2 separate regions of the Homo sapiens genome follow, and region 2 is linked to region 1. Evidence: chromatin loops called from intact Hi-C (ENCODE). Cell type or tissue: adrenal gland. All regions are shown on one strand. Each heading gives the region's core, and the rest is flanking DNA. Links, peaks and the distances in the headings are about the cores only. Region 1 holds the start of CFAP69 (cilia and flagella associated protein 69). Region 2 has its middle 25 kb from the start of CLDN12.

What was found. A loop is a pair of places that touch in the nucleus more often than their neighbours do. Peaks named below come from ENCODE experiments on the same cell type or tissue, not always from the same donor. Only the 100,000 strongest peaks of a DNase experiment are listed, where the experiment ranks them.
Region 2: a loop joins it to region 1, with 2.7 times the contacts of the local background. A loop is called at or near these places in 7 of 110 quality-filtered maps.

Annotation. Positions count from the first base shown.
Region 1 is chr7:90,243,534-90,246,447 of GRCh38, reverse strand. It overlaps CFAP69 (cilia and flagella associated protein 69), which reads right to left and starts at 1,274. Exons shown (of 23, transcript NM_001039706.3): 1 at 904-1,274. The coding sequence starts at 1,023. LOC107986819 (a long non-coding RNA gene) reads left to right here and starts at 1,317. Exons shown (of 2, transcript XR_007060423.1): 1 at 1,317-1,371; 2 at 2,369-2,914. RefSeq lists an enhancer at 1-409. In adrenal gland, for the core only: a CTCF peak has its summit at 1,363; a DNase peak (open chromatin) is centred at 1,347; H3K4me3 peaks cover 1,752 bases; H3K27ac peaks cover 810 bases.
Region 2 is chr7:90,426,538-90,429,451 of GRCh38, reverse strand. No RefSeq gene overlaps it. Among named protein-coding and RNA genes, the nearest start is that of CLDN12, 25 kb to the right of the region's middle. In adrenal gland, for the core only: a CTCF peak has its summit at 1,496 (motif pointing right); no DNase peak of the experiment used is centred there.

The DNA of each region.
Region 1 (2,914 bases), core at 272-2,771:
GCAAGAGACAGGGTTCCTGACGCAGCCTGAGATTTGAGAAGCCTCAACAGGAATTCCCACAGTGGCCCCACACCATTAGTGTGAGGCAGGACAGGGTTCCTCCAGGAATTCGCGGCTTTTAAGGCACGATCAGGGCTCTCTGGGGGATCAATGGAATCCTAGTAGGAAACAAACAACTTGGGGTTTCTAAACACCTCCGCCTCGAATAGAGATCCAAGGGCCTCAAATGGAATTTCTCAACAGATCAACTTCCAAGAGTGAATTTTGTATTCATAACAAAAGCAAACCCAAAACCAAATACAGTACAAGCATAATAAAACAAATCAACTCTATTCTCTCCCGGTTCTCTCCGACCCAACGTGTAACAACCAGCTTCCAATTTCATATTTTAAAAATGCTTAATTTCTAATTTAACAGCGTTTTCCTCCCCTCTGGGTGCAGGCTTTAGTCGCAGCAAATTTAAGCATGGGAAAATTTACATCTATATCAAGAACATCACTCGGTAACAGGGATCTACGTATTAAAAAGTTCAGTTCAAACTGATCAGGTCATCAAATCAAGATTTTGCTAAGAATGATTCCTTTCCTCCCTGTAGCTCTATGACCACTTTTCGAAGAAGCGCGGCAAAACCCCGCCTACTCAGTTTGCTAGGACCCTCCAGGAGGACCACACAGCGCTGGTCCCCAGACAGGATGGTTGACAACAGCCAGCCCCTCGCAACCGGTGCAGTTCGCAGGGGGTGGGGGATCAGGATTAGCTCTGCGCTTGGAATCTCCATCCCGCGGCTTCCCCCATCTTCACTCCTGTCCCCAGTTCCACCCTTGCCACCCCCAGGTCTGGACCCCGTCTCGAGACTTCACTCCCACCCCCTCCACCTCTGAAAGCACAGACACCTGCTCATACCTGCGCCTCATCGTCCTCCGTCACCACCCCAACCACCGGGATTTGACTGGAACTGCTAGACTTGTTCCTGATGCCGGATTCCTGGGCCTCGGCGGTCGCCCCGGCTTCCTCTGTCCACATGGCCGGTGGCGGCGGGGTGGAGAGTGGGGGGATCTTCCTGTCCTACAGTGCGCCCGCAGCCGCTGGGCCCAAAGAGGCCCCGCCACCGAGAAGGGAAGGCAGCCTGAGAGTCGCTAGAGTCGCGAAAGGTCCCAAAATTCCGCCAGGGGCCTAGGCCACCGCCATACAGTCCGCTTAGCGCCGCTGCCGCCCCCCAGTTGACCCAGACCTCTGATCCCGGGCCGGTTGTTAACACAAGCCAGCGCGTTGCTAGGGGGCGGGGCCAGAGGCTACGGAAAGCCGGAGAGCCAAACCACCCCAAAGCCTAATTGCACTCCGCGCCCGGCAGGGCGAGTTTGCAGGCTTGCGGTAAGGAGCCTGCAGGATGCACCTCGGTAGGTAGCGGGGAGTGGTGCCTTAGGCTCCCGGTGTGTTTCGGTCTTCATAGTCTTGCTTCAAACAGGCATGAGTGGGTGGAGGGGTGAGGGATGTCTATGGGATACGTTAGGCGTGATACGATGGACGGATAGTGTTGAAAGCGTTTCTCTCACCCCAGGGAAGTGACCAGTCTCGCTTACATTCCCCAGCTTTTATCTGTACTTTAGTGGCCCAACTGGACAGTTAAATAAACAAACATAAAAGGTATTGTACAGAATGTTAAAAGGCTTTTGAGTCAGTTTATTGAATCTAGAGCGAGTTATCCCTTGAAGTCTCACTTTTCTCATCTGTAAAATAGGACTGTTGTGAGGATTGAATGAGATGACAGTGTTTGTTAAGTGGTGCTTGGCACAGCATCCCGTATGGTCAAGATTATCATTATCTTTATTACTGTTTGAGAACTAAAAATTAAATCCTAAGCCCCACAACCGACTGAACGGACCCCCTTTTGGCCAAGAGGACCCCCGATAAACCTTAAAAGCTGAATTCCTCGCCCTGACGGGACGGAAGGACGGACACGCCTCGCTATACCCCCCTACCTCCTCCCTTTTCACGTCCCCCTCACCCCTGGTTTTTTGAGACAGGGTCTCACTGTGTCCCCCAGGCTGGAGTGCAGTGGCAGGATCGTAGCTCTGCAACCTCCAACCTCTGGCTCAAACGATCCTCCCGCTTCAGCCTCGGGAATAGCTGGGAGTACAGGTGCACATGCCACCAAGCTCGGCTCCCCCTCCCTTTGAGGGCTTAGACTCAACAACTGACCAGCATTAATGTTAAAATGGAGATCAGAAGGCTAACAGAATGGACTCTGTGGCAATAACAAATTATAAGCAAGACCTAAGGCCATGCCAGGCAAGAGTTAAGTCACTCACACCTACACTTAAAGAATAACCTTTGTTTTAACTGCTGCAATGTTTTTATTTTTCTCTAGCTGTTAAATAAGAACTGCCCTCGACATAAGCAATATTGAAATAATTGCAGCTCATCCATGGCCAGATGTTGACTAACAAGACCCTCCTGTTCCACAAGTCATAACTGCAGGTTTGATTGGACAAGGGACCGATTCAGTAACTTTCCCCTGATAAAAGACCACCCACTATGGACTGGTTCTGGCAGGTTTACAGAGACTGAGCACTAGTACATTCATGTCTCTGCTTCTCCTTTTGATGTATAGGGACTGTAATGCATTTAAATGTTAAGTTTCCACTCCACAGTGAGCATGGGATGCATGTCACATGCATGTTTATTCAGCACCCCTCTTAGTGAAGATTCACAGCTCTTCTTACAATCTGTTGAATATGTCTGTTTAGCCAACTCATTCAGCATAAAGCTTCTGCTCCAACCCCACCTCCTTCAAAGTGCCTGTTGACTGTCTCTGTGGGAGCCTGGGCTTCCCAGCCTGCAGAATGGCCAGCCTGCAGGTTGTAACTCATTATAAGAAACAAAGTCTCCTTTCTAAATTTATAGATCTTATGAT
Region 2 (2,914 bases), core at 102-2,601, 180 kb before region 1:
TCTTACATGGCAGCAGGCAAGACAGCTTGTGCAGGGGAACTTCCATTTATAAAACCATCAGATTTCATGAGACTTATTCACTACCATGAGAACAGTATGGGAGAAACCACCCCCATGATTCAGTTATCTCCATCTGGTTCTGTCCCAGACATGTGGAGATGACAATTCAAGGTGAGTTTTGGGTGAGGACACAGTCAAACCATATCAGAGGAGATGGACATTTTAAATATGACATGAAACTAAAACTATAAAGGAAAATACTAGTAGTGGACACAGTAGCTCACACCTGTAATTCCAGCAATTTGGAGGCAGGAGGATTACTTGCACCCAGGAATTCGAGACCAGCCTGGATATCATAGTGAGATCTTATCTCTACTAAAAATAGAAAAAAAATAGCAGGGTGTGGTGGCACACGCCTGTAGTCCCAGCTACTTGGGAGGCTGGGGTGGGAGGTTTGATTAAGCCTGGGAGATTGAGGCTGCAGTAAGCTATTATCATGCCACTGTACTCCAGCCTGGACAGCTGAGTGAGGCTCTGTCTCAACAACAACAAAAAAGGAAAATCCTGATATACCTGACTATATAAACATTAAAAACTTTACAAAGCAAAAAATAGTCACAAAGCAAACTAAGAAAAATATTTTCAATGCAAATGACAGTACATTTCTTCAATATGCAAAAACCTTTTACAAACAAGATGCTTATGAACCAGTAAATCTTTAAAAAATGGGATGAATATGTATGTTGGCGCTTCACTGATAAATAAATACCAATGGCCAAAGAAAATAAAAAACAAAGAAAGAAAGGAGAAAAATGGTGGGGCAGAGGCGGGGGGTGGGGGAGCCATAAAAAGATAAGCTCTCTCATTCATTAAGAAATAAAGACTGGCCAAGCGCGGTGGCTCACGCCTGTAATCCCAGCACTTTGGGAGGCCGAGACGGGCGAATCACAAGGTCAGGAGTTCGAGACCATCCTGCCGAACACGGTGAAACCCCGTTTCTACTAAAAATACAAAAAAATTAGCTGGGCATGGTGGCGGGTGCCTGTAGTCCCAGCTACTTGGGAGGCTAAGGCAGGAGAATGGCGTGAACCCGGGAAGCGGAGCTTGCAGTGAGCCGAGATCGCACCATTGCACTCCAGCCTGGGTGACAGAGCGAGACTCCGTCTCCAAAAAAAATAAAAAATAAAAAATAAAGACTAAAACAAAAATTAACATATTTGATAATACTCATTGTTGGGATGATGAGAAGAAATATGGAAGTTCGAATTGGTACAAACTTCTTGGGAGGGTGAATTGGCAACATCAGCATTCTAAGTACACATATCCTTTCACTCAGAAATTCTACTTCTCCATCTTTATCTCATATAGTTAAGTATATAAAATGTACAAGGATATTTATTACAGTATTTGAATAGCAAGTTCTCATTTAAGTGGATTTAGCTAAGGAAAATAGCGTATGAAACCATTTCTTGGCATTACTTAGGTTAGCCACTAGATGTCATGATTGTTCCACAGAAATAAAGCTATAGCCAGGTGTATAAATCAAATTGGGAATACTTTTGTTATGTAGTCCTTCACTTTAAAATAAGTAGTTCTTATACATGCCACCCAGCACAACTCTAAAACAAGGACAGTTTGCCACATAACAAAATGATCTTCAAAATGCCTTTTAGATATCTAAAGAAATCTCAGTGAGTTTTCATATGCTTTCATGAGGCTTTAGTCTCTTAAAAACGCTAAAATTGGGTAGGTTCATATGGTGTGATCTGGGGGCTTTCGGGGGAACTCAGGCTTCAGAGAATCTCACCTCTAACATGTTTGTCACCTGAAATCTCACCACTGAAGATTCATTGTGGGGAGGTTAAAGTTTCCAATCTTTAGAAGTGGCATTTATTTTTTATTTTTCTATATAGTTTTAAAAAACCTTTGGCTTCAGCCAACCCTATAGGAGTGGCATTTTAAACTGTAAAATATCTCTGCGTGGAGTGACCCCCTCAAGTACTATTGCTGAATCGTTTTAAAGATTCTTTGGGTTTTAAACAAGAACGAGGCCCACGGTGAATAAAATATAAGACAGATGCCCAGGAAAAGGGACAGGGTGGGTGACAGTGCACTAGGAAGAGGTGGCTTTAGCCTGGGCTCTTATGTTCACTCTGGTGTCCCTTAAGCTAAATATGACACAACTCAGTGTGACCTTACTACTGAGAAATGTGAAAACATGAGAAAACCTAAGGCCCTAGATAACATTTAGCTTATCAAAATCCATATCATCACAGATGCTTCCTGATGCTCTCACATAGAGCTGCATACTTTATGCTAATGTAAAATAAATCATCACAAACAGATGAGGAAACAGATATCACTTATTTGTTCCTGTACTCATAATAAACTAATCATTAAAACAAGCATTCAAACCAAATCCACATTTAGTTTCTGATTAAGAAGTTCCAAATATAAGAATTGCATGTAGACGTAGGGCTAAATAAGTATTTGGCCATAAAATAATAATCTTTTTTTTTTTTTTTTTTTTTGAGATGGAGTCTTGCTCTGTCACCCAGGCTGGAGTGCAGTGGCGCGATCTCGCTCACTGCAAGCTCCGCCTCCCAGGTTCACGTCATTCTCCTGCCTCAGCCTCCTGAGTAGCTGGGACTACAGGCGCCCGCCACCACGCCCGGCTAATTTTTTTTTGTATTTTTAGTAGAGACAGGGTTTCACCGTGTTAGCCGGGATGGTCTCCATCTCCTGAGCTCGTGATCCACCCGCCTCGGCCTCCCAAAGTGCTGGGATTACAGGCGTGAGCCACCGCGCCTGACCTAAAATAATTTTTTTAAAGAAAAGAGTAGGTGATAGAGATTAAACAGGAAAGTGAATCAATAGTGTTAGGTGATAACATTTAGCAATAGTCGCGCCTTAA